2 separate regions of the Homo sapiens genome follow, and region 2 is linked to region 1. A link is an interaction called in ENCODE POLR2A ChIA-PET data of the cell type or tissue named here. Cell type or tissue: OCI-LY7. All regions are shown on one strand. Links, peaks and the distances in the headings refer to the core of each region. The heading gives the core; the rest is flanking DNA.

What was found. Peaks named below come from ENCODE experiments on the same cell type or tissue, not always from the same donor. Only the 100,000 strongest peaks of a DNase experiment are listed, where the experiment ranks them.
Region 2: POLR2A ChIA-PET joins it to region 1 with 13 read pairs; 10 of 35 experiments call an interaction of 5 or more read pairs at or near these places.

What each region holds. Positions count from the first base shown.
Region 1 is chr6:90,300,249-90,312,350 of GRCh38, reverse strand. The region is part of intron 1 of LOC105377891 (a long non-coding RNA gene); the gene reads right to left. Among named protein-coding and RNA genes, the nearest start is that of MIR4464, 6.4 kb to the left of the region's middle. RefSeq lists a cis regulatory region at 9,203 and an enhancer at 9,131-9,275. In OCI-LY7, for the core only: no CTCF peak of the experiment used is centred there; DNase peaks (open chromatin) are centred at 6,879 and 7,830; H3K4me3 peaks cover 1,970 bases; H3K27ac peaks cover 2,500 bases.
Region 2 is chr6:89,933,698-89,945,799 of GRCh38, reverse strand. BACH2 (BACH transcriptional regulator 2) reads left to right here. Exons shown (of 9, transcript NM_021813.4): 8 at 7,450-7,656. Among named protein-coding and RNA genes, the nearest start is that of GJA10, 45 kb to the right of the region's middle. RefSeq lists an enhancer at 10,697-11,197. In OCI-LY7, for the core only: CTCF peaks have their summits at 4,964 and 5,167 (motif pointing left); a DNase peak (open chromatin) is centred at 5,169.

The DNA of each region.
Region 1 (12,102 bases), core at 6,338-8,837:
ATAGCAGGGGTTACCCATTAAAAAGCATCTGTGAAAAACTTCTGCTGTTATTATGGAAGCAGTGGGCAATATTCAAATCGAGGCAACTCAACCATTAAATAAATGTATTTTTAATCATGAAATGTCACTGTTCTACAGACCTGTTTTTCCTATTAACATGTGGGAGATAATGTTAATGAGATTTAGTTAGTGTTTTAAAAGCAATTGAAGTCTTATTATGAAAGGCAGCAGAAAAGGACACAGCAATATTCTTCTAAGCTGTGAATCACTCCATATCTGTGTGAAATCGAATAGTGTAGAAATCTACATGGGAATCATCTAAGCAACAAAAACATAGAAGACTCCCAAACACTCCTACTCTATATCATTTTTCATACCTAAAATGAAATAAGAAAGCACACTACGGTTGGAAATTTTAATGGGGGGAAGGCCCCCATGTTGATATTTCAGAAAACAGTTCATTCTTGAAGTATGAATGTATTTGAGGTATCAGTCATTGTGTTTACCCATCAATAGTGACTCTAAAGAAAGAGTATCCTATGCACAGCAGATGCTGAACGTGAAGGCCTGGGTGACCATGATTTGTTCCTTGGGACACCCCTCCCCTCTCGCCACCCACCTCAAGCTGGTAAATTGATTGGACCAGGGTTGGGCCAAGGCAGCCAATCCATGCCCGGCCTGTGTTAAATCATAAGTGGAGCCAATCAGATTTTTCCTCACATGCATTTGAACTAAGATCTAATAAATAAGAAAATAGGAGTTGAAGCTAAAAGGACAGATATAGAATGGTCATGAAGAGTCATATCTTTAAAAAGGGACACATTTGTTTTTAAAAGTTTTAGAAAACAGAAATTATGAACATAAAGGGATATCTTGGCTGGACCCCAAGCCAATGCTCGAATTGGCTTGTCTGTGAGGTGGAAGAAGCCCTAGAGATCCTCTGTACATTCACAGAACATGCAAGGGCCATGCAATAAGAATCCAGCCACATTCCTCAGTTTTCCTGGGTTTGCACACACCAGCATGTCTGTTTGACAGGCCAGAGAAGGAGAGAAGGAAAGTGACACGGGCTAAATTGCAGGGAGCAACTAACCCCTGGAAGGAAAACCCCCAAAACAATGAAGAAATCCAGTAGGGTGGACTAGAAGAAGGGCTTGGGTGTGGGATGAGAAGAGTGGCTTTGAATACAGTCTGAAGCGCCATCTGAAATCCAGACTTTCCTTCACAATCTCCACTCCCAGGGAGGAGTGGTGTCATCCAACCAAAAGAACTCACACACACATACACACAGCACACCACCCCACAAAACTCCAAATTAGTAAGGTTTGGATAGACACAATAGAGTGTGCCTCTATTGTGCTTCCCATGCTTCCCATGGGAATCATCGTCCCCCACATCACCTAGACCAGAGGAGGCTAGCAGAAGCAGCCATTTCCTTAGGAGGGAGATGCCCGCAAGTGAGCGAACAGAGGTCCTGGGGTGTATTAGAGGTCAGGGTTGGCCAGCACCTCTGTGGAGCAGCATGGGCCGTGCTATCAAGCAACATGAACGAGGGCTGGAGTGGCAGCCAGAACAGCCATGGCAGAGCCACAGAAGCTAACAGAGCCATCTCCCCAATCCCCCACTGAGTCCAGGCAGAGCTGACGTTCTGCCACTTGGCAAGTGGAGACTAGTAATCCAATGGATGCATGGACAAATTACTCCAGGAGACTTACCCAGATGCTCAGTGGATGGGGCTGAGATTCACATCATGACTTCCCAAGTAAACAGAGAAAGCTGGTCAGAAGTTCAAGGAATGGAGCAGAGATACTCAGAGAAAAACAGAACCCCATAGCCCTTGAGAGACGAACCTGACAGCTTTAAAATTCTAGTTTCAGATTGAATCCATGTGTTTCCTTACCATTACTCCCCTGACCTCTTTCTCATAGTGCCTTGGAAAGGTCTCTACTTCTTGCAACAGAAGAACAATCTAATTAAATAAGAAAATTAAAATATCCAAGTACAAATAACCCCATCATTTCTTTGACCTCCAGCAAATCGCCAAGTTGCTAGTGTTTGCCTGTGTGACTAGCACGCTTGTCCTCCTGCTCTGTGCTTCTCCCATTTCCTTCCCTGAGCCTGTCCTGGTAGCTGACAGGTTTACAATCTTCTCGAGCTGGCATGTGCCAGGCTGCTCACCTCTGGTCTGACTGTGGAGTAGAAGTAGCATTACCAAGTTAGTGCTTCTGGGAGTGGGAGAGAGGAGTAGAAAAGGATACATAAATGCAGCAGAGAGGAACTGCACAGGAAGTAGAAGAAAAGAAGCAAACCAAGACTAGATATGGTGGCCGCTAAGTGGTTCCATAGAGATGATAGAGTAAGTGCAGGATATGAAAGCCCTTCAAGGAGAGCCAGAATCCCACCTTGCACCACTCCGCCTTGAAGCTACCTATCCACCATGCCAATCTGGTCCATATTTCCCAATCTCATGCTTACCAAAATTAAAGGCACCACCAATATTAGAATCAAACGAGACACCAAATCTGACAGCCAGTCAAGTCTAGAAAGCAATCTTTGGCATTTTGTCAGCAACAAAGTACAAGTCTCCATTTTTAATTTTGGGAACTTTCATACTGTACAATTTACTATTTTCCCCATAGCCACCAGTGCTATTTGCCATCTACTTGGTATCTGGACCAAACCCAAACATTTGCTGGCAGAGGCAGCTTATACTGGCTTGGGCAGCCTTGCATGTTGGTCATGAGAAGAGGCCCTGGAGCCAGAATTCGTGAGTTCAAATCCTGCCTCTGGTACTTGATAGGGGTATGTCATTAGAAAATCATTTCACTCCTCTCTGCCAAGCTTCCTACTTCCCAGGGTGCTTGGGGTGACCAAACCTCCTGAATTGCCCCAGACTAAGGGGCTTCTTGAGATGTGGGACTTTCAGTGCTAAAGCTGGGAAAGTTCTAGGCAAACTGGAATGAGTTGGTCATCCAGAGATAAAATAAGATACTGCAAGTAAAGCACTAAGAATAATGAGTGTTCAACACATGTTAGCCATTGATGTTACATGAACCTGCAGCTAATGTGACTACTGGAATGGTCATGCTTTCCCCTAGACTTGGGACTCTGGGACAAGGTCCTGGACTTTTCTCAAAAGCAGGACCCCTTCCATTTCTACAAAGTCCTAGTACTGAGAATAGGACCAAGATGAAGGTGGGTGTGCCTGTGCTGATAGTGAAGTCCATGAGAAGATGGAGAGTGAGTCAGACCCCAGGCTCCTCTTCTGGCCCAGAATAATGCTAGAAGCCAACCCTCCTTCACCATCCTCCCCTAGACCTGAGCCATGCTGGCTGTCTGGCAGATCTACAGACAGAATTTGATCTACTGAGCAAAAACGTCTAGTTTGTAGAGTCAGATTGCCTCTCAGAACCCCCTGACTTCCCTGATAGGAGTTTCAAGGAGTTTCTGAAGAATGAAAGGGGCTGGCAAAATCAGGACAACCCTGCACACTCTGTTCTGCCATCCTGGGGGTTCCATTTCTTGCAGACTCTCCAGACATTTTATTTCTGAGGGCCTTGTGAGTTTCCTCACCTGGTCTCAGATATAGAAGCGAATGGTGTACACTTCAATGCAGGGCTTAAGTACTTACAAGTTCTAGACTGCCTGAGTGTGATTGAAGGCAGCTTATCCTTTTTAAACCTTGATTCCACATTTGAAAAGTTGAGATAATAATTATCAGTATTCACTAAGCACTTACTATGTCCTAAGGATCTGACATACAATATCTTAATTAAACTTCAAGACAAGCCAAAAAGGTATGCATTTTAGAAATCCCTTATTATAGGACTCTGAGGCACAGAGAGATTAAATAACTCAAACTCAGACAGTCTGACTCCAGAACTCAAACTCTCAACTCTATGTCTGCCTCACTGGGTTATTGTGAAAAACAAATTAACACATGCATAGACACTTTGTACATCTACATGCTCAATAAATATTAGGTGTCTTTTTAAAATTTTTATTTTACTTTAAGTTCTGGGATACATGTGCAGAATGCGTAGGTTTGTTACACAGGTACACATGTGCCATGGTGGTTTGCTGCACCTATCAACCCGTCATCTAGGTTTTAAGCCCTGGGATGCATTAGGTATCTGTCCTAATGCTCTCCCTCCCTTTGGCCCCCACCCCTCGGCAGGCCCGGGTGTGTGATGTTCCCCGCCTTGAGGTATCACTTTTTAAGAGGGAGGAGGAGGGCTGAAAAGATAGTCAAGGTAAGTGGTTCAGCATCAGTATACCATTTGTTCACATATAAGAATAGACAGTGGGTCTACTAAGCTAATCTAACACTATTAGACAATTTTAACAAGTGTTTATTGAGCACATACTCATTGACAAGTGCTATACAAAGAACTTGGGGTCTAGCTCTGAGCAAAACCAGACGCCGTTTCTACTGTCCTGAAGCTTATGGCCCAGAGAAAAAGATAAAAAATGAGCAGGTGACTCCACTTGAAAAAAGAGGAATAAATGAACAATTCAAAAAGGAAATTTAAGAAAACAATTCCATTTATAATAGCAATAGAAGAATAAAATATTTGGGAATAAACTTAACCAAGGAAGCAAAAGACTTGCATACTTAAAAATTATAAAGTATTACTAAAAGAAATTAAACACAAAATAAATGGAAAGATATCTCATGTTCATGAATTCAGACTTAATATTGTTAAAATAGCAATACTATCCAAGATTATCTACAGACTTAATGCATTTCCTATGGAAATCCCAATGGTGTTTTTTGCAGAAATAGAAAAATCCATCCTAATTCATATGAAATCTCAAGGGACCTTGAATAGCCAATTCAGTCTTGAAAAGGGACAAATTTGAAGGTCTTACACTTACTGATTTCAAAACTTATTACAAAACTATGTTAATCAAAACAGCATTGTACTGGCAGAAAGACAGACATATATACAAGAGAGTCTAGAAAAAAACCTCTCATATATATGGTCAAATGATTTTTGATAAGGTTGTCAAGATCATTAATGGGGAAAGGAGAGTCTTTTCAACCATGCTGGAAAAATCAGATATCCACATACAAATGAATGAAGACAGACCTTTACGTAATACCATATACAAAAATTAACTCGAAAATGGATCAAAGACCTAAACATAAGAGCTAAAACTATCAAACTCTTAGAAGAAAATACAGGGAAAAAACTCCTTGACATTGAATTTGGCAATGATTTATTGGATACGACACCGAAAACACAGGCAACGAAAGTAAAAATAATCAAATTAGACTACATCAAAATTTAAAACTGTCCATCAAAGGACACAATCAATAGAGTGAAATGGAAATCTAAAAAATGACAGAAAATATTTGCAAATTATCTATCTGATAAGGAGTTCATATCCAGAACATATGAAAAACTCCTACAACTCAACAGTAACAACACAACAACCCAATCAATAAATGGGCAAGCTGAACACAGTGGCTCATGCCTGTAATCCCAGTACTGAGAGGCCAAGGAGGGAGAATCGCTTGAAGCCAGGAATTCAAGACCAGCCTTGGCAACAAGTAAGACCCTGTCTCTACAAAAAGATTTAAAAATTAGCAGTTTAAAAACTACAGGTATGATGTGTACCTGTAGTTCGAGCTACTTGCGAGAAAGAGGCAGAAGAATCACTCGAGGCCAAGAGTTTGAGGCTGTGGTAAGCCATAATTGTGCCACTGCATTCCAGCCTGGGCAACAGAGTGAGACCTTGTCATTCATAGATAGATAGATAGATAGATAGATAGATAGATAGATAGATAGATAGACAGGAAAAGGAATGTAATGGACATTTCTCCAAAGAAGATATACAACTGGCCAGCAAGCACACACACAAAATTCTCAATATCACTAATCATTAGGGAAATGCAAATCAAAACCACAATGAGATACCACCTTACACCCATAAGGATGCCAACTATTAAAAAAAAACTAACGTGAAAAAAAATAAAATAAAAAGTATTGGTGATGATGTGGAGAAACTGATACCTAGAGTAGTCAAATTCATAGATATAAAAAGTTAAAAAGTGGTTTTCAGGGGTTGGGGAGTTGTTTCATGTTTTGCAAGATGAAAGGCATTCTGGAGATTGGTTGCACAATATGAATGTACTCAACTCTCCTGAACTGTACATTTAAAAATGATTAAGATGATACATTTTATATTATGTGGATTTCACCATAATTTAAAAAGTAAATTTTAAAAAAGAGGGGGTGGATATAATTATAATAATTGCTGCAAAGGATTTAGGTCCAAGGTACCTATAAAGAGGATCTGACCTGGGTAGTGGTGAAGAAAGCTCCACTTAGCTGAGAGCAGAATGAGTAGGAGTTTGCTGGGGGGAAGAAAAGAGGTAGAAAGAACAATATATGCAAAATCCTTGTGAGGTGAGTGATCTTCATGCACATGGGATGCTTTCTTAGGTATCAACTAAGTATAAACCTTTATTTTCACTTGACTATTTCTGTTTTTAAAAATGGAGACATAACTTATCAACACAGATTGCAAAAACCTTAAGTGAACAGCTCAGTAAATTTAGTAAAACACTTTGAATCCAGTAACAGTCAAAAAAGGTGCAGTTGTGCTTCCTTTATCCCTTCCTGCCCCTTCCCCTAATGCTTCCCTGGGCTGAGGATATGTCAGGGGGAGCTTTCCATACTGAAGGAGACTAAAGAGCTAGCACAACTAACTGTACCCCATGATCCTGACTCAAACTTTGCCCTAGAAAGGAAAAAAGATATTGTTGGTACAGTTGGTGAAATTTGAATAGGGTCTCTGGATTGAGTGGTATTGTTATACTGATGCTTACTTTCTGATTTGGATGTTGTATTGTGGTTATGTACCATTATTCCTTTTGAAAATGTGCACTGATGCATTTAGCAGCTGATGGAGCATCATTGTTGACAACTTACTTTCAAATTATTCAGAAAGAGAATAATGGTAATGGGTGTTTATATTAGATATTTCTGCAGGCATACGGAGAGAGAAAGAGAGAACAAATGTGTTAAAATATTAACAATTGGGATATCTGCATGAAGGAGATATGGTAGTTCTGTGTATTACTCTTGAAACTTTTCCTAAAGTTTAACATTATTCCAAGATCAATTATTTTTAAAAGATACTGTCTATGATGGCAATGGACTCACAGGTGAGGCAGCAGGTAAGAGAAGTGAGATTAGACATAAAGATAAACATTTTATCTGTCACTGAATTTGAAAAAGCAAAGTGTCAGAGAAAAGAATTAGTGTTCACTTAGCGCTTGCCAGAATGAAGTAGGCTATCCTGCAAATAACCCACTTATGGTTATCATAAATTAATAAGCATTCCGATTCAGCATCTGCTTTCATTAGCATAAGTTGGTCATCAGGCTGGGAGCACGGGTTCCTCCTCTAGACAATGGCCCAGCCACCAATCTTAAGACACCTTATATCCCAACCCACTTCCCTAGACCATCCTTTCCAGCTTTAGAAAATTAAGCACCAAGGAAATGTACCAATAGAAGCATGCCTGTTGACAAGACCTGGGAAGAGCTGTAAATCCAGAGGGTGCTGAAGTGCAGCTGGAACAAACACAGCACACCTCCATGTTTTCAGCCTTCTGCAAAATCACCAAAGGCTCAATTCAAGTTGGGGCACGAAACACTGGGTTTCCACACACACCTAACAATCGAAAGGCAGAGAAATTAGCTCCTCAGTGTGTGGTACTGTGGGAGACCTACTTAGAGAGCACCTGGGGAAAATGGAGAAACCGATGACACCTAAATGTCTGTCATTCACATAAGCACTATGCCGGATGCACACACGGGGCACAGAACAGCTGTGCTGACCAGCACATTGCTGCAACCACTGTTCAGGTTGGATGCCCTTGCATAATTATATCACATAAACAGATTTGTGAAAAACAGATTAGAAACTGTAGGTGCCATCTTACATATTCTTTGGGGAAATTGCTATAGGGTTAGTGAACTCAACTTTCTGTGTCTCTCAAAAACTCATAAGCTGAGTTGAGAAATATAATTCAATCGCAAGTATATTTTTATCAAAATAAAAGCATCAAGGCTTTCTTTTCACAGTAATTTAAAAATTGTCAGATTACTTCTGTCTACGACCAAACTTTTCCAAGTTTCTTTAAGCAAAGATGTAATAAAAGCTAAAACTCAGACCACTGATCAAAAACATCTTTTAGAGGTGGGCAGAATAAAGAGATGGACATTTAGTTAATGGAGTAGTTTAGAAAAAACTAGGCATCACAAACCCTGAGGGTAAAAAAAGGGAAGCATTGTTAGAGCTTTTTTTAAAAAAAAAAAAAAAAAGGGAAAAAAAGAAAGTAATCTTGTGATTATTATAAATTTTATTATTATTTTGCTTACCTGAGCCTGACCTAATCACCTCCTTCCCTGTTTCCCAGGTAAAAAAGAAAAATTAAGCTCTTACCCGAAATTTCATGTCTCTTGGCCCTACATCTTATCCTGAAGCTTCAAAATCTTTGCATCATCCCTTTCTTGGATGTCCCTGTAATCCAGACAGTTTTCAGAGGCGAGATCTGAGTGATCCTCCCCCGTCCTGCAAATTCTGTTTAATGCTCATGTTCTGCCTTTCTTCCACCTACCCATGTTTACCCCTGCCCCAGAGTTCTGCATTCTTGCCATTTTTTTCCTCTACATCAGTGCTCCTTCTGTTATCTGCTCCATTACCTTACCTTCTACCTCTTCCTTCACTCAGATTCCTACCTTCCTGCCTTTCTCCATCTTTCCAGGCCCCCACTTCTCTCATTCATTCCCCCCCTCCTCTGCAGTGGGTCTAGAAGCTCCTTGCTGTCATATCACACAGCCCCCATCCCACCAGACCTTTCTTAATCATGGGATGCTATTCCCAGGCCCCTCATTGAAATGCCCTTTTCCTTACCTTCCTCAACTTCCCAGTCTCTGCTTGATTTTCTACCTTCCTGTTGGCTCCATTCCTGTCTTTTTCATAAACTCCTTGTTCTGTGCCCACATCCATCCCCAACCCAGCTATTCCTCAAACTTCAGCATTGAGGAAGTCAAACTTCCCTCCTTTTGACTCCACCCTTTACCAGAGTGATCTTAGCCTCCTCCTGCCTCCCAGGGCCAGTTCCCTCCTAGTCACACAGGCTAGAGGTCTCCATTCCCTCTTTCTCTTCTTCCTCCCTCTCCGTCTCCTCCCACAAGCAAATGACCCCTAAACCATAAGCGCTTCCCAGCCCTGCTCACTGCCTTAACATAGGCTGTAGGACTTGAGCTACTGTCTTATAGTCTCCAGCCTCTTCAGGCCCCTTCATATGGCCAATGCTGTGTTCTTTCCAAAACCAGATCTGATTATGCCTCTTTGGCAACTGGGGATCACTCATCGGCTTTCTACCCATGCAGCCAGGCTTTTCAGTGTTTCTGGGGAAATTAGAAGATAAACTCGGAGCATTTTCCTCAAGTACATCCTTCAGTACTTTGATTTTGGGTGTGGGAGAGGAACTTTTAGTCCTGATCGTCACAAATTGTTAAACTTTTTTAGTAAAATCAACCCATGTACTTCAAAGAGAACAAAAGAAGTTCAGGTGATTTTTTAACATGTAACAGGAAACTGCAAAGACATTTTATGCTTTGAAAAGGCAATTTGGGGCCATGTTCTCAGATCCCTAGGAAGTTAGCATTCCATTTTCTCTGCCATTCTGAGCACTTCACTGGAAAAGTTCAATGAGAATTTTGATCTGTGGATAAAATTACACCTTCATGCTGATTTCCCATGTCTACCTTTCCAGTCCCATATTCCACCACTGGCTGTCGCTGCTAACCATCTCAATTCCTGCACTTTCGCTACTCCAATTTTCCTGCCTGGAATGACCTTCCAACATTTTCTTTTCACAAAATCTCATCCTTCAGAATCCAGCTCTGTTGTCACCTCCTCCAGGAAGCCATCCCACATTCTCCTAAGCAAAGTCACTTGCCAGAAGACTTTTGTCCTATTCAGGCCCTTAGCATGGTGTGCTGTGAGGACTTCTTCACCGGTTCACCTTCCCCACTAGTCCAGGAGCCCTGACTTATGCAGTGTTTTATCTCCAAAAGTTAGAATAGTGCTAGTACATAGGTTGTGTATGCTCGAGGTGTGTCTGGAAAAAAAGAAAACAGGCAAGTAACAGGTACAAGGTCTTGGCCATTGGGAGGGGAAAGAAGGAAAAATCTACATTTTGAAAAAATGAGTCATGATCACAATGGCATTTTGTCACCATGGTACTTCAGTACTCCTTGCTAGCCATGACAGCAGGCACAATCCCCCATACCTTCCACTTCTGACCTATCCTTCTTGACATCACAACCTCTCACTCTTTCCCAACACTGCAAGATATGAATGCTATAGTCAGATGAAAGTGTAACCTCAAGGGGTCCTTCTGCATTAAAAGTCCAGCCACCTTCCCTCCTCTCTGACTCCTTCCTGGCCTTGAGGTTCAACTGAAATTCCACCTTCTCAGTGAAACCTTTTCTGGCTACTTTAACCTTCATAATTTGTTTTTCCTCTTAACATCTACAATACTTAAGTTCTTGTTAGAATTTAATTATGCATATTTTGAATTTTACAACATTTATTGGCTACCTTTATTACAGAAGTAATATATTTATATTACAGAAAATTTTTTTAAAAAGCAAAAGTAAAACCACTTATAGGCTCTTTATTTCAAGAGAACCACTTGAACACTGTGCATATAGCCTTCCAGATTTTTCCTATGCATGCACTGGCAATTTTTTTTCACAAATAGGATCCTATTGTAAATAGTTATACAAATTATTGTTAAACTATACTAACAAAATATTAATATATCAATATACATAAATTTTCATCACTAATTTTTTTCATTATTATTATTATTTTTGGTAGAGATGGGGTTTCACTATGTTGTCCAGGCTGGTCTCAAACTCCTGAGCTCAAGAAATTTGCCTGCTTCAGCCTCTCAAAGTGCTGGGATTATAGGCATGAGCCACCGTGCCCAGCCACCAATATTATTTTTGATGGATCCATGATATTCATATTTTATATATGAACCACCATTTATTTAGCCAATCATTTCCTGTAAGGCATTTGGATTTTTCCATTTTCTTTTTGCTATCATACAAAAAAGATCTGTACATTCTTAATTTTTTCATTAGTATAAATTATAACACATACAATTTCTATATAATTTTAAATATTAATATATAAAAGTAATAAAATCAAATACAAAATTACATTTTTCAATTGTTTCATGTATATTAGTTTTGACTCCTTATGTAGATTTAAGTTCCTTAAGGATACAGTCCAATGTTTCTTAATTTTTCACCTCAACATGTAACAGATGCTCAGTAGTGTATGTTGAAAAATTAGTTTATTTCATATACCATATTTTACTAGTTTATTTCATATAAGCTTTTAGATAATAGTGGCATCAATTCTTTACTATAGAAGAAGATCACTATAGATAGTAATATAAGAACATCACTTTCTTTTAGGGACTATTTCCAAAGTCCTTCTTAGGAACTGAGGCAATCTTTGAGGAGATGAAGATGGGACAGATAAGAGATATACAGTTTGAAGGAAAAAGGCTGCCAGCCAAATTTAACAATAGCTAGAAGCAAAATTTTTGCTTTTCTGGTTTGGATTGCCCTGATCATTTTTCAAAACTTGTGTGAGATTTTGTACAATGAGAAATCTCTTCTTGGCAGTGGTGTGTCCAGAAAGCCCCCAGGAGTGGGCCCCCAAGGTCCTCTGTGCCGTCCAGCAATTCTGCCACATCCCTGGCACTGGTTCACATCTTTTCTCTATCCCCTAAATCTATCCTTCCCTCCTCCACTATCAGTGAACGGTCTATCTTCTTACTCCACTAAGAAAACAGAATTCCTCAGACAACGGCTTCCCATACTTCCTACCATGATATTCCAGCCTCCCTGCACTTCCCCACCTGTGCTGCCCTTCCTTCTGTTGGTTGGGATGAACTGGCCCCTTTCTCTCTCAAGGAAGCTTCTCAGCTTCCTTGTGGGGATCTTTTTTTCTTCATCTTGCTGACCTCTAAATGTCGGAGTGCCCCAGGTCT
Region 2 (12,102 bases), core at 3,824-6,323, 360 kb after region 1:
TAGGGAAAGTTTCATTTCTATGTATGTCTGTAATGTTTGAATTTTATGTATGTCTATCTTGCACAGGTTTATTTTTTAAATTAAGACATAATTCCCATATCATAAAATCCACCCTACTAAGATGAACAATTCAGTGGTTGTTGATATATCCACAATGTTGTACAACCATCACCACTATGTAATTCTAAAACATTTTCACCACCCTAAAAGGAAATGCTGTACCTATTAGCAGTTACTCCTCATTGCCCACTCCCCTCAGCCCCAGGCAACCAGTAATCTACCTTCTATCTCTGTAGATGTACTTGTTTGGGGCATTTGTATAAATAGAATCTTGCAAGATGTGGCCTTCTGTGTCTAGCTCCTTTCACTTTAGCATAATGCTTTGAAGGTTTACCCTTGCCATTGATGTACTCACCAGGTATATTGTCATGTATTAGTACTTTGTTGCTTTTAATTCCTGAGTAATATTCCATAATGTTGATCCATTTTGTTGACTAATACCACATTTTGTTGTTCATTGGTTGAGGGCCATGTGGGTTGTTTCCACTTTGGGGCTATTATAAATAATGCTGCTGTGAGCATTTGAGTACAAGTTGTTTTTAAGACATGTTTTCAGTTATTTCCATAATATTCCTAGGAGTGGAACTGCTAAATCATATAACTTTGTATTTAACCTTTTGAGGAGCTACTAGACTGTTTCCAAAGTGGCTATACCATTTCAAATTCCCACCAGCAGTGTATCAAGGATCCAGTTTCTCTGCATCCTCGCCAACACTTGTTATTGCCCATCTTTTTTGTTAGTGCCCTCTAGTGGGTGTGAGTAGTTATGGTTTATCTCATTATGGTTTATAGGTTTGTTTTTAGATGTTGGAAATTATAGAAAATTACAGTCATTTTCCAAAGTAGTAAGCCTCTTAGTAAGACAGCTTTGTAACTGGACCATTTCTACTTAATTGTAGATTTTAGTAAAGAAGCACCACAGAGAGTTTCTTTGCACAGTCAAAAGTATGGATTTTTGGACTTGCTTTATTAACATGTTTTACACTGAGAGAGATAAAAGTGTATGAGAGTAAGAGAGTGTGTTGGGGGCAGGCAGGGGGCGGGAGAGAGAGAGAGAGAAGGGAAGAGAGAGATAAAGTCCAGAGAAAACATGGAAATGGTACAGAATAGAAGAGCCATCTGACTCTAACTCTTCCCACCCCAATGCTGACTTTGAGACACATGTTGTATGTAAAATTTTCACAATCATTTTTGTGGTTTGGTGAATCAGGCAAGTTTTTAGAAGTGTCTGTAATTGGTCTGCTTAATAAAAAGAAACCTTGCTGGGCAGCATAGAAATCAGCCATATTTCTAATTAAAACAGTGTTTTTATGTTGTCTAGAACATTGTAAGTGTCTGGAATTCCAAAGCACATGTCTGTAAGACGAAACCATGTGACAGAGATAGATAGGGCTAATAAACAGAAATAATAATACCTTGTATCTATCAGGCAGTTGAAACTTTCCCAGGCACTTTCTCCACCTGTCATCCAGTTGTATTCTTCATAGCAACCCTGTAAGCTAAGTAGGGCAGGCGTTATCGCCCTGTGACTCCTAGATCCTCCAAGAACTTTGGGACAGACAGAATGAAGACTTGCCTGAGATCACACAACTAATTAATTGACGTATCACAACTGAATCCCAGGTGTCCCATATTTGTGCTAGAAACTGGACCATGAGAAGAGGGCGTGGAAGGACAATTGCGCGAGAAACATTTCTTCACCTGGGAGGGGAGATTTTGTCATTGCCATCTGCCCAGCACTGAGCTGGCTGTCCTGGTTCCAGCAGCACTGGAATCATCTCCAATGGGCATATTGCTTCCTCCCTCGACAGCTCCCTGGGATCTGAGGGTCTCCTCAGAGTACAGGCGTTAAAGACTTCGGAGAGCTGACCACACCATCAGTGTCTCAGGGTATCATGCTAATGTGACCCTACTCCCATGGGTTTCAATCAACATCTGGTAATAAAACCAAGAAATGAAGTAGGAAAAAATATTAACAAACTAGTCTTCCACTGAGATTTCTACAGGAAATATTTGTTTCTGGCTTTTTCTGCAAAATTTGCAGCTACTTTCCTGCTTTTCCAGTAAACTTCACCCAGCAAAGCAGAGACACTAGGCAAGCGAAATGTTTGTTGGGTGAGATAGATACAGCACCACTTGATTGCAACTCCTAAAAAAGATGCAGAGAAAACAAAGATCACGGGGAAATCTACCAGAGCAAGAGAGTCATCATTTGGGGATGAGAATTTTTTTTCCCTTCTTTTGTCTTATATTTTATGAAAGCTATATTTATATAATATGTAATTTTTATATAATACTTACAGAATAATCTATAATTATATAATACTTATATAATTTTTCAATGTTTCCTTTTAACTGGGAGGAAGGGGATGATGGTTTAGGCTGAAGAATGGTCGTGGCTGTTGGCAGGGAAGAGAAATAAAGCAGCCGATTTCTGTTTGGTGAGAAGGAAGCACCGGCATTCCAGGGCCCAGCCTACAGCCTCCCCTCTGCCTCGTTGGTGCAGACAGCATGCAAGGAGACATATGTAGGTTCCATGCACTGTCCAGATGTCACACCTGGACCTAAGAATCCCTGGACACACTGCAGGGACTATCCATTTTACTGACTGCTCAGGAGCTGGAGCCTAGCCAGGCGTGGTGGCTCACTCCTATAATCCCAACAGTTTGGGAGGCCAAGGAAGGAAGATAGCTTGAGGCCAGGAGTTTGAGACCAGCCTAGGCAACAGAGCGAGACCCTGTCTTTAAAAGAAAAAAAATGTGTAAAGCTGGAATCTCCAGAAGAACTAACCCTCCTATAGCCGTGCTTAGCAGGACAGGGCAGGTACCGTGCTAAAAACCCACCTCGGTCCTGCTGCTCCTGTCGTGTTCCAGAGGGGGAAGAGTCAACACTTTGCTGGGCTGAATAAAATCAACAGCAGCTTATTGTGCCAACTGTGGCACAGGCCTCTGGTGCCCTGTTTGGCCCTTGGCCTGCTGACTCAGTGGCTGCCCTGATTCTCCGATTCTCCACTGAGAACCAAAGTGGTAGACCCCTGGCTAAAGAGTGGCGCCCATGAATCCCTCGTGCCCTTCCCCTTATATGCAGCCTGTGTGTCCGGAGCTGTGTGTGGGTGGCTGAGTATAACTAGTGGGGATGGCGACAGTCCACAGGACTCTTCACCTCATCACATTGGCTGTTGGGACTCTTTAGGAAACCAAGCCACTGCTGGGAAGTGAGATCCTGGAGGAGCAAGTGTGTGGAGGGACAGTTAATAAGATGTTAAGCCCAACTGGGCCTGTTTGGCTCAGAATAATTATCTAGAAGGAAAAGAGGTGGGCCTCAACCTTCTTGATGTGTTTCCGCTTTCCAAGGTCTGTTGGCCTTCTCTGACTCCTCAGCCCCATTTGAGGAATGTTTTGAGTGCCGAGAGCCTGGGAGAGGCATGTCCTCCACGGGACCAAACAGTCAGTGGCTACTCCTTATTTCCAGACAAGATGTTCTTGGCTTGGAACTTATTACTCAAGAAACAACTTGGATGTGGTCAAGTTCCCACCCACCCCGACCCGGTGCCTGTCTGAGAACACCTCAGAGACCCCCGCATGTCAGTGAACATAAGTCCTCCCTTGCTAGAGGGGGAACCAAGACTTGTAAAGAGAAACAAGAGTGAGTTGGGGTTTTTTTCACCTGGGAGAAAGTCTATAGTTGACCCATTACCTTTTCCTCTGACCCTCTTTAAAAAGCAGATTGTGTTGCAGCAGCTCTGCTGAAGTGTTGTATGGCTTTTTGTCTCAAGGACTTTGAAACTAGCATTGGTGATTTTTTTCTTTTTCTTGGCAACTCTCCCTCCTATTCCCCTAGTGTTTTATATTCACTGTCTGGATGATTTAAATACAGTAGCTCTTGGTATAGACATCCTTTTGACTTTCCCTGTGGCCTGAACTATAGGGATATCTTCTTTCTGAGAGTAAGTAAACACATTTAGAGCAGAAGCAGAATGGCTTTGTTGTCATCAGAGGGAAAACTCCACAAGCCCCCAAAGCGCCACCACCTCTGCTGTGTTGGAACATCCACATCTCCAACAGACAGACCTCTGTGTTCCGGAGACACCGTGCAGGATCTGAGTGTGTTTGTTATCCAACGGGTATAAGAGGGAAATCAAACATTCTTTCATATCATTAGAAGCCCTGTGCAAACACAGCCCCGTGCACAAAGGCCTTTCCCGAGCCCATAACAAGGAACTGTTTGTCCTGGCTGCCTGTCTTTAGCAGTCGGAGCAGGGCCAAGCCGACAGTGGTGTCATGGGCCCTACTGCGATTTTGCTTTCTTGGACCAAAATTTTACAGGTGTCATGGGACAGAGCTCACCAGGTAGAAGTTGAATCAGATCACCTGCTGGGAACCTTCAGTAAATGCCACACTGCACAAGCTCGGAGCTGTGATGGAACCTGACAAAGAGCTTGCACCCAACCACAGAAAAGTCAAATGATCATTTTGTACATTTGCCTTTGTGCACGGGAATTGACTAGCCACACATGCCGGCAGCCGGGACTCGTGTCTGCCTGCAAATGATGTAACCAAAGAGAAACCTGGGCTCAGGATCAAATGTCTTCATCCTCACTCCCTTGAAGAACACAGACTTAACCCTGCAGCATCTGAACACTATCGAGGGGTTGGTTTCTTCACCCAAGAGCATTTTGATCAGTTCAGCCCAGACCCATATGTTTTTCTGGCTGCTGGGATTCATTGAGTCCATTTATTCTGTCTCCTAGAGTGGCACTGTCCAGTCCATTTGCCTCATGCTGCACGTGGCTGTTGAGCCCCTGAAAGTGGCTAGTCTGAATTATGATGTGCTGTAAGGATAAAATGTGCTTTGGATTTGGAAAGTTTAGCACAAAAAAAAAAAAAACTGTAAACTATCTCATTAATAATTATATTAGCTATATGTTGGAAGTATTTTTATCTATTGGGTTAAATAACATACAGTATTCAAACTCATTTCACCTGTTTCTTTTTACTTCTTTTAATGTAGCTGCTGGAAAATTTAAAATCACAAATGTAGCTCGTATTGTTTGTATTAGACAGGGCTGGGCTAGTGCTTGAAGGAAGTTTAGGTTTGTAGTGCCATCTGCTGGCTCATCCGGAGCAGACGTGAATGTAAACAAGAATGAAGCAATCTGAGCTAACCCACACGTTGTCTCTTAGCCTGGCAGCACACAACCTTTTTATTCCAGGAGCTTCTGAAGCAGGACCAGACTGAACCCAGAAGCTGCTGAATCCCCAAGAGCCTCGGGAAGGGGAGTGACAAACTGCTCAAAGGTGCAAGCCTGTGTCACCTCATGGGTGCCAAGGAGGCTCTTGAGATAGAGTAGTGGTTTGCTGCTCACCTTCCGCACTTGGGGCTCTTTCATGCAGTCTTTTTCACTGGTTGCTATTCTTAAGAAATATTTCAGGCCAGGCACCATGGTTCACCCCTGTAAGCCCAGCATTTTGGGAGGCCAAGGCGGGCGGATCACTTGAGACCAGGAGTTCAAGACCAGCCTGGCCAACATGGCAAAACCGCATCTCTACTGAAAATACAAAAATTAGCTGGGCATGGTGGTGCACACCTGCAATCCCAGCTACTCAGGAGGTGAGGCAGGAGAATCGCTTGAACCAGGGAGGTGGAGTTTGCCGTGAGTCAAAATCGTGCCACTCTACTCCAGCCTGGGTGACAGACCGAGACTCCATCTCAAAAGAAAAAAGAAAAGAAATATTTCAGGCCAGGAATAGTGGCTCCCACCTGTAATACCAACACTTTGGGAGGCTGAGTAGGGAGAATCACTTGAGCCCAGGAGTTTGAAACCAGCCTGGGCAACATTGTGAGACTTCATCTCTTTTTTTCCCCTTCTCTGTGGCGCAAGACCTCATCTCTACAAAAAAAAAAAAAAAAAAAAAATTTAATTAACTGGGCAGGGTTGTCCCAGCTACTTGGGAGGCCAAGGCAAGAGGATTGCTTGAGCCCAGGAGGTTAAGGCTACAGTGAGCTGTGATCATAACACTCCACTCCAGCCTGAGTAACAGAGCAAGACCCTGTCTCAAAAAAAAAAAAAAAAAAAAAAAAAAGAAATATAAGCAATCATTTAACAACATAGTAAGGATACAAACCCATCCTTCAGGAGACTGCTGTCCTCGCTTTAGATAATGCTTATTTGCCTTGATTTGTCAAGAATTGGAATTTGTCAAGATTTGGAATTTTGCTGGCAAGTACCTGCATCCAATGTCTATTGTTGCATAATAAATCACCCCAAAACTTAATGACCTAAAACAATAGTAATCACTTAACACCTCTTACAGTTTCTATGAGAAATGTGAATGTGAGTCAGGAATTCAGGAGTTGCCCATCTGAGCAGTTTGGGCTGAAGATCTCTCATAAGGTGAAGTCAGATGTTGGCTGGGGCTACACTCAACTGAAGGTTTGACTGGGGCTAGAGAATCTTTCCAGGGTGGCTTGTTCACATGACTGGCAAGGTGATGCTGGTTGTTGACTAGAGGCATCAGCCCCTCTCCACATGGGCCTCTCCACAGAGCTGCTTGAATGTCCTCGAGGCATGGCAGCTAATTTTCGACCTAGCCTCAGAAACTATACACCATTACTACTGCTGCATTCTGTTGGTCAAAAGGCAGGAAAAATGCATCTCACCTTTTGATAAAGGAATGTCAACATTTCATTGTAAAATTGGAAAATAAATTCCCAAAGTGCCCAACACTTGTATAGCACTGTACGGCTTTTTTAAAATGCCCTATTTTTCAGATGAGGAAATTGAATCTCAGAGAGGTGGAGTAGCTAGCCTGAGGTCTCATGTCTGGTGAGAAGGATGAAAGCCCGGTTCTTTTGACTCCTACTATATGCTAGTGAAGCCTATCCAAGTTATCTCCTCCTATCTCCCATATGCTATTGTAACTAAGAATCACACTGGGTTTTTTGTGTCTCCAGCATTTTCAGGATACATGGGGCTCTCTTCATTCAGGGGCTTTAGATATGTCCTTATGTGGTATCTCCCTATAACTTGTCATTTTATTGAGTTAGGCTGTAGGTCTTATGGAAGTACATTTCAACTAACTAGAATCTTTCTTACAAAAGTGCTACATCAATGAAAAATGACACATTTTCCAATATTGTTCATGTCATTTGCTTCAAAAATCTCAGAGACAATAACATTGCAATATATGTGTTCTTATTCTGTTTGATTATCCAGGTATTATTACATCTTATCTGTCTTTAAACAGGAAATAAGTAATCACTGCTTGCTTTCAGTAGTTTCCATATTACTTGGTCATCATAAAAAGGAGGTTTTATCATTTTTGATGTTCCGCCTGCCAGAATTAAAATCCAGCTGCCATAATCATTTTCTGTTATTCTTGGTTTCAGGTAAAACTTCCTTTTCCTGTAGATCAAATCACAGATCTTCCAAGGAACGATTTCCAGATGATGATTAAAATGCACAAGCTAACCTCAGAACAGTTAGAGTTTATTCATGATGTCCGACGGCGCAGCAAGAACCGCATCGCGGCCCAGCGCTGCCGCAAAAGGAAACTGGACTGTATTCAGAATTTAGAATGTGAAATCCGCAAATTGGTGAGTTGACCCATCCATTGTGATCAGCAACCTGAAGTGACCAGGACTAATGTAAAGTAACAGCAATGAAAGTTGGAAAAGTAGACAGAAGGGTCACCCTTTGCGGAAGTTTGGGTTTATTTTTTAAGAAGTTTCTCAACAGAAATAATAGCTTTACATCTGTGCGTGTGTGTGTGTGTGTTTGTGTGTCTGCACGCGCATGCATGCGCGCAGGTGTGTAATAGTGTGTCAATATTTTATATCCTTCAGTCATTATTCATATAGAGGTAGTTATTTTTTATTTTCCATCCAACATGTGAAAATAACTGATGTTGGCCAGATGTGGTGGCTCACGCCTGTAATCCTAGCACTTTGAAAGGCCAAGGCGGGTGGATCACTTGAGGTCAGGAGTTTGAAACCAGCCTGACCAACATGGAGAAACCCTGTCTCTACTAAAGATACAAAAAATTAGCCGGGCATGGCAGCACGTGCCTGTAGTCCCAGCTATTCGGGAGGCTGAGGCAGGATAATCACTTGAGCAGGGGAAGTGAAGGTTGCAGTGAGTGGAGATCACGCCACTGCATTCCAGCCTGGGTGATAGAGTGAAACCCTGTCTCAAAAAAAAATGAATAAATAACTGATGTTGATTATGAGCATCTATGGTCCAGGTATTCTTCTAAACTGTTTTTATGGATGATCCCATTTAATCCTCACATGAACGCTATGACTCAGGCACTCCTTTATCCCCATTTACAGAGGAGGGAACTGCAGAAGGGCTGGAAAACTTCCCAGTACTTGGTAGAACTTGAATGCAAACCCAGGTGTCTGATTCCAAATCGTGTCTTGTACCACTGCTTTCTCCTGCCTCCTGGCAGAAGAGAATGGAATAGAGATAGGACGCCTACCTGCAGAGGGGCCATTGCTCAGGAGATGATCTCCTGACATTCTTTGCAGGCCCAGGGTCCTTTCTTTTGCAGTTCTGCCTCAAGGTGGCTGTCATCGCCATCCCTGTGCCTGAGAGTGTTTTGTCACAGAAAACAAACTCCCGTCTCCCAGGCTCCCCCATACTCAGAGCTATGTGCCCCCGCCCCTTCTCCTTGATAAGCAACCATAAACTACAGAAAGTAAATCCAGGTGACCTCTGGCTCCTGACTGTAGCTTTGAAGACAACCAACTCAACCTCCTTCAGCTCCACCTTTCTGCCACCAAATAACAGAAACTCATCTCAGGTGCCATGTCTGTGTCAGGCTGAAGAAGAGGGAGGCCACATGGTATGGTCATGATCTAAGTGTGGCTCCTCAGACTGTTTGCAGCACCTCCTGGCCTCATGGTGAGCCACCAGCTAATGAGAACGAAAGCACAAGGATGAAATGTTAGAAAAGCACAGGATGTTATATGTTATCAAGATAGCCCTGGACGTCAGGGTTTTTTGTTATTGTTGTTGTTGTTGTTTTGTGGGTTTCTTTGACACTCACCACCAGGGAAAATGTCTGTGTTTAGCAGCTCCCATCACCAACAAAGAAAGTCCAAGCTTCTTAGTAGGATATCTCCTGCCATTTGTGTTCCAGTCTGTAGCTACCTCTCCAGTGTCACCATCCACTCCCTTCCTAGGACTTGATCCCTGATAAAATCAAACTCTGCACTTGTGCCTATGCCACTTCCTCTCTGCCTTGGACATTCCTCCACTTTTTCTATCTCCTTTGTTCTTTAAGAGTCAGGTCATGGCTGGGCACCATGGCTCACACCTGTAATCGCAGTACTTTGGGAGGCTGAGGCAGGAGGATCACTTGAGGCCACAAGTTTGAGACTAGCCTGGGCAATATAGCAAGACCCCATCTCTAAATGAATGAATGAGTCAGGTTATGCATCACCTCTCTAGGAAGCCCCTTTCCTGAGTCCCCAGTTAGGCTGGGCACCTGCCTGTGGAAGCCTGATCTGACCTCTGGCTTAGTGCTTATCACTTACTCTTGAGTTATCTATACATTTGTCTGTCTCCCCAGCCCTCAACTGTCAGTTCCTCAAGGACAAGGACAGTGACTTGATCATCTCTGAATATCCAGTGTTGGACCCATTGCTGGCGCCCAGAAAATGTCTATTGCCCTAAAATTCGCTGGACATTGTGACTATTCAGTTCAGGGGATTATGAGTTTCTTCTTTCTTTCAAATATTGCTTTAACATGTTTAATGTCGTTAAACAACAAAATTTAATTTAAATCACATAAGGAGACGACATTCCTGCTGGTGAGTGTGGGTCTTCTGAAAGCCTGCTGGGCTTAGGTAGTTAAGTCCACTGGGTGTGAGTCTACAGGGGCCTAGGCACATGTCTATAGTGCCCTGCACTCCTCTTAAGGTAGTAAAATAACTTCAGTCACCCACATTTGAGAAATGCCTGGTTTTGGTAATTTGCATTCTGCTTAGTGTAATTTTGTGATACTGAACAAATAAATTCCAAGCCACAGACCAGGCAGATATCTAAAGCGCTTTGCTAGCATTTTTCAACCAAAAAACCAAATTAGAGCATCATCTAGTTCTCCAACCACTTTTTGGCATCCCCTTAAATAACACGTTGTGTTTCAGTGCCGAATAAGAACACATTCATCAGTGTACGTCTGTGACTGAGAGCTTCATGGTTTTAACCAAGGCATGATTTGCAATGCCTTCCCCTGCTGCTGTCACACGCGGCACCTCATTTTCTTCCCCCTAGAAAGTGGCCTGGAACATTTAACAGATGAGTAGGCCTGGAGGGGTCCGTGCTTTGGCCGGGGTAATGTGGCAGAATGATCCTGGGGTTCCTCTCCCAGCGCCCAAGCAGTATTGCCCCTCACATTGCAGATTTCTGTACTAAAAGGGGAGAGCTCCAGGTTGCACAGCCACCCATATAAGTTTTTTCCCTAAGGAGACATCCCAGATGTGTTTTGTTTCTTATCTGCCACCCTGTGGTGAGGATGCTATGTCCTGACAGGGATGGCGCTGGTGGGCGGAGCAGCTTCCACCTCTCCCCAAGTCCCTCCCTGCCCTGCCCGGTCCCCAGCAGGCCCTGCACTCACTCCCCACTCCCACGCCGTCTCCCACACACCCGCCACTCAGCTGTTGCAAACTCGCATAATGTATTTCTCTCAAGTTGCACTTGTACATCTGTTTATTTTTCATTTTTAAAACATATTTTCTTGATAAATTTATAAATATTTTAGGAGGTGCCCTTTCCCGGTGTAAATCTCTCTTTCCGACACACATGCCCACGCCGCCTGCCAGATTGCATTCATGTTACGGCACATGCAGCTCCCGTGTCGGAGACCTGTTCCTTGTGCGTGTCGCATGCCTGCTCCTCCCTTTCTCCTCTTCATTTTCTCTCCCGTCCTCTTCTCCTGCCTGCGCTTGCAAAGGGTTGGTGAGAACTGACTTCATGCTGCTTCAGATGCCCCTTTTCTTCATCCACTTCATTGTGTGTGCCTCATGGAACCCCATCTCCTCCCCTCACCCTCACGCAATTTTTTTTTCTTTTTTTTGAGACAAAGTCTCGCTCTGTCGCCCAGACTGGAGTGCAGTGGTGCAATCTCGGCTCACTGCAACCTCCACCTCCCGGATTCAAGCAATTCTCATGTCCCAGCCGCCTAAGTAGCTGGGATTATAAGCACGCACCAACACACCCAGCTAATTTTTTGTATTTTTAGTAAAGACAGGGTTTCACCATGTTGGCCAGGCTGGTCTCGAACTCCTGACCTCAAGTGATCTGCCCATCTCAGCCGCAAAGTGCTGGGATTACAGGCATGACCCACCATGCCCAGCCCCCTTCTCACAAATGTTGATGGTAAAACCTTAATTAGTCTCCAGTCTGCTGCTGAAGTCACCTCTCTATTGGGATGGTGAATTTCAGTAACACAGGAGCATGTGTAGGATTTTGTTTAAGGAGAAGAACATCTCAGAACCTTGGGCTAGTACTCAAGGGTTCAGGCTCCATCCTTACTTCTCCCTTCCCAAGTCGGGGAGAATCGCTGCTCCAGACTGCACTTTTCCCAGCTGTCCTAGGGAGGGTCCCTCCTGTTCAGTCTGCTCTGCTACCAAGGCCAGAGAGCCTGCTGATACTGGGTTCTATATGAAACTCCGTATGTTAGGCAACGACAGGAAATTGTTGATGACTTTTTTTTTGTCTTTTTTTTTAATAAACTTTTTTTTGGTGCGGGGAGACAGGGTCTCACTGTATCACCCAGGGTGAGTGCTGTGGCACCATCTCGCTCACTGCAGCTTCCACCACCCGGGCACAAGTGATCCTCCCACCTCAGCCTCCCAAGAAGCTGAAACTACAGGCGTGTGCCACCACACCTGGCTAATTTTTGTATTTTTTGTAGAGAAGGGGTTTTGCCATGTTCCCCAAGCTGGTCTCAAACTCCTGAGCTCAAGCGATCCGCACAACTTGGCCTTCCATAGTGTTGGGATTATAGGTGGGAGCCACTGCACCCAGCCTGACTT